3 separate regions of the Homo sapiens genome follow, and all the other regions are linked to region 1. The links are chromatin contacts, found by Hi-C in ENCODE. All regions are on one chromosome and are shown on one strand. The core of a region is the stretch at or near the end of the contact, and the rest is flanking DNA. Distances in the headings are between cores, read along the strand shown.

The links. Hi-C counts contacts between places; a loop is a spot of excess contacts on that map. Pooled maps may share reads with other maps.
Region 2: a loop to region 1 is called in a pooled map, with 3 times the contacts of the local background. The contact joins the promoter of SPTBN1-AS2 here to the promoter of CIMIP6 in region 1. A Hi-C loop is called at or near these places in 2 of 168 maps with a recorded cell type or tissue (chondrocyte and dorsolateral prefrontal cortex) and 5 of 50 pooled maps.
Region 3: a map of prostate gland shows a loop between it and region 1 (3-fold over the local background). The contact joins the enhancer-like site here to the promoter of CIMIP6 in region 1. A Hi-C loop is called at or near these places in 9 of 168 maps with a recorded cell type or tissue (HepG2, OCI-LY7, chondrocyte and 5 more), 7 of 37 single-sample maps with no recorded cell type and 22 of 50 pooled maps.

What each region holds. Positions count from the first base shown.
Region 1 is chr2:54,329,102-54,333,359 of GRCh38, forward strand. CIMIP6 (ciliary microtubule inner protein 6) reads left to right here and starts at 1,783. Exons shown (of 5, transcript NM_001100396.2): 1 at 1,783-1,900. The coding sequence starts at 1,875.
Region 2 is chr2:54,676,836-54,681,312 of GRCh38, forward strand. SPTBN1-AS2 (SPTBN1 antisense RNA 2) reads right to left here and starts at 3,210. Exons shown (of 3, transcript NR_186176.1): 1 at 2,989-3,210. All of the region lies in intron 1 of LOC105374653 (a long non-coding RNA gene), which reads left to right.
Region 3 is chr2:54,706,646-54,710,889 of GRCh38, forward strand. No RefSeq gene overlaps it. Among named protein-coding and RNA genes, the nearest start is that of EML6, 15 kb to the right of the region's middle. Within about 2 kb of position 2,751, at least 11 of the 41 ENCODE cell types and tissues checked have a DNase peak (open chromatin) inside an H3K27ac peak, as active enhancers do; they include prostate gland, where a contact is called at or near this core.

The sequences.
Region 1 (4,258 bases), core at 533-3,032:
TGACATAAATATATTTAAAACTAATACCATACCGCTCAAAAGAGAGGCAAATGACTCTAATCCTGTACGGATGCAGGTGAACTTGTCAGTCTGAAAGGATCAAGTTGAGAAAATGCCCTCATTTCTTTAAGCCCTGAGATTGTTCCTGAGGGTAAGTGGTTTTAGGACTTGAAGAGATTGGTGAAGGTTGAAGCAGAAATTAGGGGGAATGATGAGGGAGTTGACTAACCCTCAAGGACATGTGGCAGCATAAGCAGATCAAGTTGATCAATAAAAATAATGGCAAAGCACTTACTAAGCATCGGGCCCTGTTCTCAGTACTCTGCCTGTATTAAATCATCTACACCTCACAACAACCCTAGGTATTTTCCCCATTTTGTGGATGAAAAAAATTGAGGCTCAGAGAGGTTAGATCATTTGCCCAAGTGAACTAGCTAGTTAAGTGGTAAAGCCAGGTTTCAAACACTGACTGCTCCCAGACCCTAAGCTCCTAATCACAGTGTGATGGTTAGGATAAGACCAGATAAGCAGGTGGTGTTTAATACAATGCCTAACAAATGCCTGGTCCCCTAGTGGAAGCTCAATTGCTATTAGTTCCCCCTGCTTTCTGGTTTTCAACCCACTTGCCCCATATTTATTTACTCATCCACTCCTTACTCACCAAACACACACACACACAATGACACATTCACACACACTCCAGTCTTTAACAACGAAGTCCACACTCAGGTATTTAGGTCACTAGGTGTCAAATCTACACATATATTCTTCTTCCTGATAGGATTTCAGGTCACATACATAAAATGAGTCCTAGGACCAACCTCTGCTCTCCCATCACTCTCCAAGGTGAATGTAAACACACACACGAACACTGACTCTGGATTCCAAACATATACGTATGCATAGCCTGATATAAGGCAGAATTCAACTCTGGACTTTTCTTTTTCCGTTATCCAGGGAAATGCGTGAGTTACTATGACAGATGCCAAAGACTTTTGGCTCTGGTAGTGGAAATTGGGAGGCAATGGTGAAATGAAGTAAGAAATTCCAGGGCCAGAAGGTGGATGCAAGTCAGCAACGGCTTTTCCCAGGAGCTTGCTCTTTTTGGGTAAGTGCTACACATACAAGCCCCAACCCGCTGCCTAAGCTACCCTATTCTGAACCCCGCTCAGGCTGCAACAGATGACACACAGCAGGGAGCCTCATTTGCAGGAGATGAGTGTTCCCTTGCTCTATTTTAATCCTGGCAGCCCAGCCGGGGAAGGTTTTGTCAGAAATGGTGGAAAACAGTGACAACCAAGCTTTCTGGAGTAAAGGCTAGGCAGCTCAGGAGCAACCAATCACGACTCGCACAGTATTGTTAACAATACAAGGGAAAACAAGTATCCTTCCCGCCGGCCCGCACTTTTGCAGCCAGCTTGGGCGACCCGTGGCAGCGCTTTGACGACGACCTGCCGGGCTCCGGAGGGCGGGCACGGCGGAGACGGCAGCAGCGCTGCCCCGCAGCTCCGGAAACAGCCCTTCCCCTATCCTCAAGGACCAAATCAGTCCTGATAAACACCCCTCCTGGCCCTACAATGGGAAGGGCAAGTTCAAACGCAGGGCGTCGAGCCCACACGCCTAGAGACGCGGCCAGGCACCCCCGCCCTCCTCGCCGCGCAGTCGCGCACAGTGAGCAACAGTCCAGCACCAACCCGGCTTAACTGCGCCTGCGCACTCCAGGAGTTTCCCCCCACGCCCCTTTCCGAGGACTAGCGCCCGTCGCTTAGCAACGCGCGAGTCACAGTCGCCGCGCTTTGCGCACCCTTTTCCTGGCAGGGCTGCGTCCCTGTTCTTCCCAGGAGGCTCCTCGCTGCCTGGTGCCGTAGAGGCCCATGGAGGAAAAGGAAGATAAGCATCAGTAAGTGCTGGGGTTTGGTGTCTTATTTCCCTTTCCAAAAACTATTTTCCTCCTTCAGGGGGAGGCCGGGATCCAGCATGGACAGTCCAGGCCAAGCTCAGACAGCCCCCTTGCTTCTCTAATTTCCAGTTGGCTGAGCGCTTACAACAATAATTTTTAAAACGCACCGTTTACTGAGCACATACTGTGTGTCAGGGACTTGACTTGCATTACCGGATCTAAAATTCTTGAAGTCATCCACTCCTTCTCACAATTATTAGCAGATTCTGTAGTCTTTACCTTTAAAATTATCCAGAATCTACCACTGCTCATCACTTTCAGTACTGTGCCCACCCAGTCCCAAGTACCAGCTTCTCTTGCCGGGATGCTGCAACAGCCCTCCAGTTGGTGGCTTTGCTTTTCCCTTACCCCTCTGCAGCCTCCTCGACACAGCAGTCAGAGCTATCCGTTTACAGCCCAGGTTAGATCGCCGTTCTCCATCCGACATCGTAGAGTAAAAGCCAAGGCACCTCCAATGGCCTATGGAGTCTACACAACACGCCCCTTACCGTTTCTTGCCTCCCTCTGACAGGACTCTGCTACAGCAAACAGGCCTTTCTGCTATCATCTGCAGTGATAAAGACCAGCATCAGCAGCACCTGGTTGTTAGGAATGCAAATTTTGGGGACTTCCCACCCCCGAGACACACAGAATCAGAAACTCTATGGCTGGGGCTCAATAATCTGGCTTCAACCAAGGCATCCAGGTGATTCTGATGTACCTTAAATTGAGACTATTAATCAAGGTAGTACATACAGCTAGTTAGGAATGATGTGGAGCCAGGGATACCCTCTTCCAAAGCCTGTATTTTTGTCCCTGGAACAATGGTTCTCACACTTGAACGTGCATAAGAATCAGCGAAACAGCTGGTTAAAACACGTTCCTGGGAACCAGCCCCAGAGATTCTGAGTTTGCAGTGCTTTCTAAAAACAAGTAAACAAAAAACTAGGTACATAAAGGAAATGGGCCCCATAAATTTGTATTTCTAACAAGGTCACAATTGATGCCAATGCTGCTACTCCAGTGCCCATACTTTTAGAAGCAGTGCGCTAAGGATGGTTACACTTCTGCTGGGAAGCTTTGGCAGTTACAGTTCACTCTGCTAGAATGCTTTTCCCACAAATATGCACTTAGCTCTCTCTTCCCCTCTTTTTTCATTTGCCACCTTCACAATGCAGCCTCCACCCTACCTGAAAATGCAAACCTACCTCCTACATACATACACTCCCTTTTCCCATTCTCTATTTTATTATTGTCCTTAGCACTTAACAGACTATATAATTTACTTTTTCATCCGCCTTTCCCCATTAGAGTGTAAGCTCTATGAGGGCAGGAATTTTTGTTTTGTCACTGCTTTATCATCAGTGCCTCCAACAGCACCTGGCACGCAACTCAATAAATATCTGTTGAAACAATGAATTATTCAATGTTATTCTCATATCTCTTACAATAGGTATTGTTCCTATCATGCAAATGAGACAAAGGCTCAGATATGGCAGAACTGGGATTCCAGTCCCTGTCTGACTCACTTCAGAGCCCATCAGTGTTTTTATCTGTGCTTTTCTTCTGGCAAGAGATTGCTCGAGTCATATATTTCACACTTATTTATCAACCCGTAGGCATTCATACCACAAGTGCTTAATCAAATGAATTTAACTATATAACAAATAGCCCCAGTCCTTTTCTTCAAGGACTTGATCACTACAAGTGTATATTGTTGGGTGATAACTATGAGAAACAGGTGGAAAAAACTGATGCCAGAAGCCTACAATAATAAATTAATTGACCCCAAAGACTCTACCTTTAAATAAATAATTGTATCTCTGGAAAGGTAATAGAAAAAGGTTTAGAAGTTTTTTACACTTTACCAGTAATCAGTTTTTCCAAATCCTTTGCAGAAAGTAATTTTTGGGAAGCAGGGAACTAGAATCCAAGGATTCTGAATGTTGTTTTTATGTGTACTGGAGGGGTGGTTGAGGGTATTCAAACAAAGCTGGAGTAAACTCCAGCAGATTCACCAGAAATATGTAAATGTTATAATGGCAGTCCATTTACCTTGGATGAACAGGACACTTTTCCTGATGTTGGGCACATGGTGAATTCAACAATGTACACCTTCATGGAACTTATTGACTAGTAAAGGATATTTGTAGTGCTTACTAAAAACAAGTAAACAAAAAACTAGGTACATAAAAAATTGTGGTGTTAATAAAAGAAATGAACAAAGTACTAAAATAGAGAATACATGTGGTAGAGGAAAGAAATCTAGGAAAAGCTGCTGAGGAGATGGTTTTAAGCTGAGACCTAAATATCCTGAGC
Region 2 (4,477 bases), core at 1,960-4,459, 350 kb after region 1:
CACAGCTCTTCACTGACTCCTTGAGCATCCATGTGACTCTAGAGTTTAGCTATGCAAGTGCAAGCTTTGCTCTCAAATACATGTGCAATGTAATTAGAGGATAGCTGATGCCTGATTCACTGGCCTTACAAATCTGTAGCTGCCTGGATTTCAACTGTCAATACATGCTGAAGTCCTTTTCGGATCAAATTTAAGTTCAGATAAAGAGTGTGTGGTGGGGACACAATAAATATTTGGAAGGAAGAAAAGATGGAAGGAAAGAAGTAAGGAAGGAGGAAAGGTAGGGCAGAAGGACCCTCCAAACAGCTGGGTACTCTGTAGCCTCAGAAGGTTGGCAAGATAAATCACAGCTCAGCATAAAGCCTATGTCGGTGTCTGGTGTTTAAAAAGTGGGGAGGAGAGGCTCAGCCCACAGCCTCTGTGGACAGGTTTTCTTTCATCTGCTTTCTAGCCAAAGGATGTGAAGACAAGCTACAGGAACTGATGGGCTGCAGCTGAGATAGGTCAGATTTTCACTCTAGCCCCCTGAACTGGCCACAGGGCCCCTTCGTTCCCTGACTTCCATCATTGCTCTTTCCTGTGATGTCTGACCTCCCCTGTGTCACTGCATCTGACTCTTGCTGCCTCCTCAGCACCTGCGGCCCCATCTCCTCCAAGTTCTGAACTGCACAGGCATCTTCTGAGGTACAGCCATGTTTGGGTGCCCAGCCGGCTCTTCCTGCAGGTCTTCCTGCTCTCCTGATGTCCCTCAGCTCACAACCTCTCTTTTCTAGCAGAGCATAGAAAGACAGGAGCTGACTTCTGGATGCCTGGTCATCATTTCCTTCTTTAGTTCCATTTTACAAGCCCAGGTGCTGTATGAAAAACAGGGCATGCTAACCCTGTCTTCCATCCACTAGGGCGGAGCTGACGGTTAAAACAAGGCTCTTTCCCATGCCAGCAATTAGACCTCCATTTCTCAGAAGAGGAAAGAGGGGAAGCGTGAACAGACAGAAGGGCTCATTTTCTGTTTGTCAAAGGAATAAATGGATTAAGGATCCTTGCATTTCAAGATGCATTTCAAGATTTCAGAGATGGAGTCTTGATAAGACAGTGAGAACTGACTGAGAGGGAGCTGCACCCAATCACGGGGCCACGCACCCAGGGACAGTTGCACCTATATGGATTGTTTCCCAGCCAAATGATGTTCTGACCATTAACTCAGGCATCTGGGATTCCCCAAAGAAACAGATGAGTAGCATCACTTGGGGGACTTTATTTTTAAAAATAAAAATTCAGTTCCTTAAATAGGCATTTGGTGACCTCATGTTTTTTTAGTGAAACATGTTGGTAAGAGATGCAATATTTTGAACAGGAAAGACAGTATGATAAAAGCATTCTTGGGCCAGGTGTGGTAGCTCACACCTGTAATCCCAACAGTTTGGGAGGCCAAGGCGGACAGACCACTTGAGGTCAGCAGTTCAAGACCAGCCTGGCCAAAATGGCACAACACCATCTCTACTTAAAAAAAAAATTAGCTAGGCCTGGTGGTGCACGCCTGTAATACCAGCTACTTGGGTGGCTGAGGCACGAGAATCACTTGAACTTGGGAGGTGGAGGTTGCAGTGAGCTGAGATCATGCCCATGTACTCCTGCCTGGGCAACAGAGAGAGACTCTGTCTCAAAAAAAAAAAAAGCATTCTTCCTTTTTTTTTTAACTCTAACAACCCACTGGCCCACATGCCTCAAATCCTACATAGTTAAACATCACAAGTACCTATTCTGCATACAATTTTTACTTACATATGCATCATAAACATTTTGCTGTGTTTCTACAAGACTTTGTGATGCTTATTTCAAGGACTATTGGTAGTTTTCCACAAGTTGATGCAGCATCAGGCATTAAAATGCTCCCCAGATGCTGAGCATTTAGCAATAACACCATTCTCCACCAAAGAGGCTTGTGTTCCCAAAATTACAGCTCTTGGTTCTTTTTGAGAGCAGTTTTCTGGGGGCATAAACTGCCCCCTGGTATGGCTACTGCACAGACCATATTCCCCTTTAATCACGTGCCTTGGTGCAGGGTACGCATCTACTAACCACTTTCCCCTTGTGGAAATGTTCTCCCAGGGGAGTCATTCTCCTGCCCAGCCTCAGAGAGAGCCTTGATCTCAGCCGCTCTGACAGCTTCAGTCACTTTACATTTCAGGAAACTGAATATAGGTTCTAATCTCTTTGCTCTCTAAAAGCTTCTGGGGTCCTAATGCAAATTTTATCACCCCTAGTTTAACACACTGTAAGCCCACATCAATAATTTTCAAACACAAGCACACAAATAATTTTTATCTTACCAAACACCCTCCCAAGCTTCTTGGCAATTGCCAGGTCAGAAGCTAAGGACACGTTTACAGATTTTTGCTAAATATTCCTATTACTCCTTTCCAAATTACTTTCCAAACAGTGTATCCATTTAGTTACTAGCTATAAACAAAGGTACAGTCAGTCCTCACTTAAGGTTGTCAATATGTTCTTGCAATCTGAAAGTAAGTAACACCAATTTTACCACAAGCAAATTAATATTCCTATGGTTTATTTCTAGTCACAAACACATCAAAATTCTAAATAAAAACCAAAGGCCGGGCGCGGTGGCTCATGACTGTTATCCCAGCACTTTGGGAGGCCGAGGCGAGTGGATCATAAGGTCAGGAGTTCAAGACCAGCCTGACCAACATGGTGAAACCCCGTCTCTACTAAAAATACAAAAATTAGCCGGGCATGGTGGCGCATGCCTGTAGTCCCAGCTACTCAGGAGGCTGAAGCAGGAGAAACACTAGAACCTGGGAGGCAGAGGTTGCAGTGAGCCAAGATTGCACCACTGCACTCCAGCCTGGGCAACAGAGTGAGACTCCGTCTCAAAAAAAAAAAACACTTCTGATATTAACCACTGAAATAAATATGAGCTATACATACATTTAAGAAAGATAAATAAAAGCAAGTAAGATAACTTACTCAATAATAACAGTTCTCTAGGTTGCCGGAGTCTCCAGTCTCCGGTTGCTGTAGCTCATTCCAGCAGCTCAGGGCTTAAAGTAAGAACCAGCCCTGAACAGGACACTGTCACATCGCAGGGCACACTCACACACACCCCACACTCACACCAGGACCATGTAGACATGCCGGTGAACTGAACATGCACCTCTTTGAGGGGTGGGAGAAAACCAGAGCATCCAGAGCAAAACCCCTGTGGACGTGGGGAGAGCATGCAAACCACACAGACAGTGGCCCTGGCAGAGAATCAATTTTTTTCTCATCATTAAAAAAAAAAAAAAAAAGTTGAATGAAATGACATTATCTGAGGAACTGTTCTCGTTGTTGTGCTACAGAAACAATTGTTTTTGTTTTTAGTAACTATCATATGGCACCTCAAGCTGTGAGTTTCTTTGACTGCTAGCTAGGGTCAACTTTTTCTCCTGTTTTTGTCATCTTTCTTTTTTCTCTTTCTTTCTTTCTTTCTTTCTTTCTTTCTTTCTTTCTTTCTTTCTTTCTTTCTTTCTTTCCTTCCTTCCTTTCTTCCTTCCTTCCTTCCTTTCTTTCTTTTTCTTCTTTCTTCTTGCTTTTTTTTTTCCTTTTTGTTGAGATGGGGTCTTATCTGTCACCCAACCTGGGGTATAGTGGCATGATCACGGCTCACTGCAGCCTCGACCTCCCAGGCTCAATCGATCCTCCTGAGAGCTGGGACTACAGGGATGTGTCACCACTTTCTTTTTGAGTGAATTGAATTGTTCATTCATATCTGATTTACTGAGGGTTCTGAATCACAAGCCACAAAAACCAACTCTGGCTAATTTAGCAGAAAAGGAACTTATTAAGGCTCCCAGAATCTCCAGGAGGACAAGGGCACCAGGCTTAGGGCTTATACAGCCAGGAAAAATGTCCAAAGTCCAGCCTAGGGCAGGCTCCTGGAACTCGTCACTGGACTCTGACACTGCCAGGTGCCCACCATGACACCATACTGTGCGCAAACCCTGCTGTGGGAATTGCTGTCTTTGACAGCAACACGCTGCTGCAGTGACAGCTGTCCCTGCCACTGCCCTCACAGAACAGATTCTGCCAGGCTCCCCTCTGCACATGACCAGCCTCTAATTCAAAATCATGCAGGTGTACAATTGACAGATACTGGCCATGGATCTGTGCCCTTGCTGCAAGTGCAGCTGGGAAAAGACCTCATATTCTGCAGAAGGAAGGTTCTGCCCCTTGAGGTTACAGATTCTGCAAACACAGGAACAGCGTTTAAAAAGTAGCTGGCTGTGTGAATTTCCCTTTGCTGCTATACCAAATTACCACAAACTTAGTGGCTTCAAACAACATAAATTTATTATCTTACAGTTCTTCCATAAGTAAGAAGTCTGACACAAAAACTCACTGCATTAAAATCAAGGTGTTGGCAGGGCTCTTTTCCTTTTGGGATGCTCTAGAGGAAATTTCAATTCCTTGCTGT
Region 3 (4,244 bases), core at 1,501-4,000, 380 kb after region 1:
TCTTTCACCTATAGATGTGGGAAACTGGATAAATTCTTTAACCTCTTTAAATCTTTATTTTCTCTTTCATAAAATGGGAATAGTAATATTACTTTTGCAAGGTTGTGGTGAAAATTGAAGGAGTGGTCTGTAACGTATTCAGCCCTGGGCCTACAAAATATTAACAGTTCAGTAAATACAGCTGGCTTCATGGGGTTGTGTGTGATCTGTGTAGTCAGGGGCCTGAGTTCTGAGGTGGTTTGCATTTGGTTTAATGCTCTGCTATGGCTGCCTTGAAATTCTTAATAATTTTTGAACAAGGGTCCTGCATTTTCATTTTTTACTGGGCCATGTAAATTATGTAGCCAGTCCTAGTAAAGGGTAGCTTTTACTGCTGGCCTAGCTAAATTGCTGTTCAAGGTTTTTTAGTTCAGTTATCTAAAGGTTTGTACTCTTTGATCCACATCACTATTTAAGCTTCTTTAGGCTACACATGTTCCTTCTTTGAGGATGAGCATAATATTTTTTCTAATGTAATTTTTTGTTGGGATATAATTCACATGCCATAAACCTTACCATTTAAAAGGTAAAATTCAATTGTTTTGAGTTTATTCACAAGGTTAGCCAAGTCTCTTTATTTTATTGTAGTATTTTTAATTTTTTTGAGATGGAGTCTCGCTCTTGTTGCCCAGGCTGGAGTGCAGTGGTGCAATCTCGGCTCACTGAAACCTCTGCCTTCCAGGTTCAAGTGATTCTCCTACCTTAGCCTCCTGAGTAGCTGGGATTACAGGCGTACACCACCATGCCCAGCTAATTTTTGTATTTTTAGTAGAGACAGGGTTTCACCATGTTGGCCAGACTGTTCTCAAACTCCTGACCTCAGGTGATCCACCTGTCTTGGCCTCCCAAACTGTTGGGATTACAGGCATGAGCTGTCACACCCAGCCCTATTCTTTTTAAAGAGCCCTAGATTAGGAGTGAATTGCACTGATTCCACATTGTTTTCCCCACTCTTTGAAGCAGGATCTAATATATGATGTGTGACTGAATTATACTACTTCATGAAAATATATTGCCCATATCAAACTAATGCTATTAATGAACTGGCCATAACATTTTAGAGGTGGGAGAGATCCCAAAGATCATTTGGTCTTACTCCTTCATTTTATGGTTTAGTAAATTGAAACCTAAAGAGATTGACTGCTTTGTTCAAAGCTGCAAGGAAAGTGGTTAGAGCTGTGGTTAAACCCAGGTCTTGTTTTAATTTCATGTGTCCCTAGCTCTATAAATCTATGTCATTCTGTTTAGTGTTCACCTTTAGACAGCAGAACCAAAAACCTCACTAATATAGAAAATTAGGTATTTGCAGGTACCAGCAGCAGGGTTCAAAAGAGTAAATTTTTTAGTCTCCTTCCCTTTAGTAAAGTGGATATTTTCAGAAATACAGAATTTTGGGTGTCAAGCTATTTGGATAATCGTTTCTCTAGTTTTCCTCACTCTAGAACCCAACTATGTGATATTGAGGCCTTTATATTACCATTCATTGATGACATAATACTGTCCCTTCTGCGTGCAATTTTGGAAATTTATTCATCTATGCTGCATAATGGTAGCAATTTAATGAACTTGTAACATATTATTTAGCTCATTAAAGTCTTTGCATTTAAACAATGTTGATGCTTTTAAGGTTGTGAAGAAATCTTAGTTTAATGCAGAATTAGTTCTAATACATTCTAGAATTTTATCAGAAAACTTTCATGGCCAGGCAAACTAAAAACACAGTAACAGTAACTCAGGCAATCACACAGACTCATGCATAATTAAATCCTCCTTTTACATTTTTTGGGAGTCTTCTTTGAGAGGATATTTTAAATATTGATGTTGTGCAACTATAATTAATAATAAATATTTGGAGTGCTATTGATGACAGTGGTGGGCCTTCCGGAGCAGCCGCTGCCACCACGCTGGCTGCAGTGGGGAGGCGCAGGCGGTGGTGGCAGGAGCCGCTGCAGGAGCAGCAGTGGCGGTGGTGGGTGTGCCCCACGTCCCCTGTGCCCCGCGTTCCTGAGGCAGCCAACTGCACCACCCTCACCTTCACACAGCGGGGCAGGACCCACTCCCAGGTTTGGGACCTCCACTGGGGCCTCAACCTTGCTCCCGCCACGTCTTGGCAGCCCCCGAGCCCCCAGCTGAAGGCACAACCAGGACTCATGGGGCCGCCTGAGAGCGTCGGGTTTGTTTGTGCAGAGTTTGCAGGGGCTGCTGCGCCGCCTGCACCTTGCCTACCGCTGCTGCAGGCAAAATGCGGAGAGGAGGCTAGCAGACCCTGGAGCCCACCCCTGGGAGACCCCTCGGAGCCTGCCGTCCTGGGAGCCCCCATGGTGGGGCCAGGCCGATTCACCCACTGGCAGGGGAGCAGTACGGTGGGGCATGGAGGGACAGGCAGAGAGGAGCCTGGAGGAGGAGCTGGGCCCGTGGCAATGCTGTGTTCCATGGAGTCGGCAGGAGCCCCGCCTTCCCAGGGACAGCTGTAGCCGCCCAAGTCGTGGCTGTGGACCCAGGCCTCCCTGTGCTCTTGGGGGCCGGGAGCAGGCAGGAGCCCTGCCCTCCCAGGTGCAGCTACAGCCGCCTAGCCGCGGCTGCGGATCCAGGCATCTCCGCACTCTTGGGGGCCAGGAAGGCCCCCCTTTACCCCCGCAGCCTTGGAGGTGTCTGCTCCTGCTGCCTGGCTTCTCCCAGCTCCTGCTGCTCACTCTGATCTCGGAGCAAGGTTGGGGCCAAGCCCAGGTGCTGTTGCAGCCCAGCTGGGTGTGCGCACACTCAGGGCAGCGCTGACACACCAGTCCCCTGCCGCCTCAGCCTCCTCTGGGCTTTGGGCACCGATAAGCCCGTGAGGGAGGCCGCGGCAGGGGCTGAGGGCAGCTTTGCACTGGCCTGCTGGTGCCCCTGGGCCGGAACCGCCTGGGCACCATAAAGGCGGCAGGATCAGACAGGCTCCTGGGAAACAGGCAGGTCCCTGGTGAAGCCCCACCTTCCATCCGGGGAAGGTCTGAAGTCTGGCGGCCGGGCTGCTGGTCCCGTGATCAGAGTGGGAACTTGTGGTGCTTTTTTCGGGCCGTCCATGGCTGCTAATGGACTGACTGGCACACACTTCCTCCCCTCTGAGGCCCATAAAAAGCCACGGACTCAGCCAGACCTGAAGAGACGATGGGACGACCTACCTAAAGAGAAGACCTACCCTTCTCTGCTGAGAGCTGAACACTCATTGGGAAAACCCTGGCTACCTAGAGGAGCTACCTACTGCGGGTCTCCTCTGAGCTGTTCTGTTGTTCAGTAAAGCTCCTCTTTGTCTTGTTCATCCTCCACTTGTCCGTGTACCTCATTCTTCCTGGACACCCAGGACAAGAAATCGGGACCCGTCAAATGGTGGGGCTAAAAGAGCTGTAACACAAACAGGGCTGAAACACGCCTTTTGCTTGCCACGTTGCGGGCAACAAGAAGGAGAGAAGAGAGAAGAAAAGAAGAGCTGCAGCCCGTCAGGGATCCCAGACCTAGGAGCTCCCCGAGCCAGGTCTGTGACACCCTCTTTAGGGCTCTGCAGTTTCTGGCGTCTCCAAGCTTCTGGGTATCACCATGTTCCCTGATGTCAGCTGTGGAAGTTGCTTATGGTACGCCTGGTCTAGCAGCAGCCTTGCGGGGAGCCAGCTCTGGAGCCAGCACCTGGAGCTGCCCACCCTGCTGCAGCTGGAGTGCCTGGCTGCGCACAGTGGCCGGACCCCAAGCTCGCCCACACCTCTTGCTGCTCCACGCCTGACTTGCCCTTGGCAGGTGTGGGATCCAGGCCAGTAGTGCGAGCCAAGGGTAACCTTCCAGGCAGAGTGGGCGGAATGAGCCCAGAGGGCCAGAGCAAAACCCAGCAAAGGTACCACTGGCCACAGAGGTTTCTGGATGGCCAAGTGACACTCCAAGGATCCCATAACGCTATGTGGTATGTATTATAATCACTTTACATACATTCTCCAGTTCATCGAATTCTCACAACATATTTATGAAATGTGTTTTATTATCCATGCCTATTTTAAAGATAAGTAAACTGAGATGTTAAGAGATAAATAACTTGCCCAGGGTCACATATCCAGATGGTAGAATTGGACTTGAATGGAGATGTCTGACTCCAGAGCCCAAATCCTTAACCATCACCCTACACTTTCTCCCTATTCTCATTGGAGAAAATGATAAACCAAAATCTTACTTGATTCATTTTA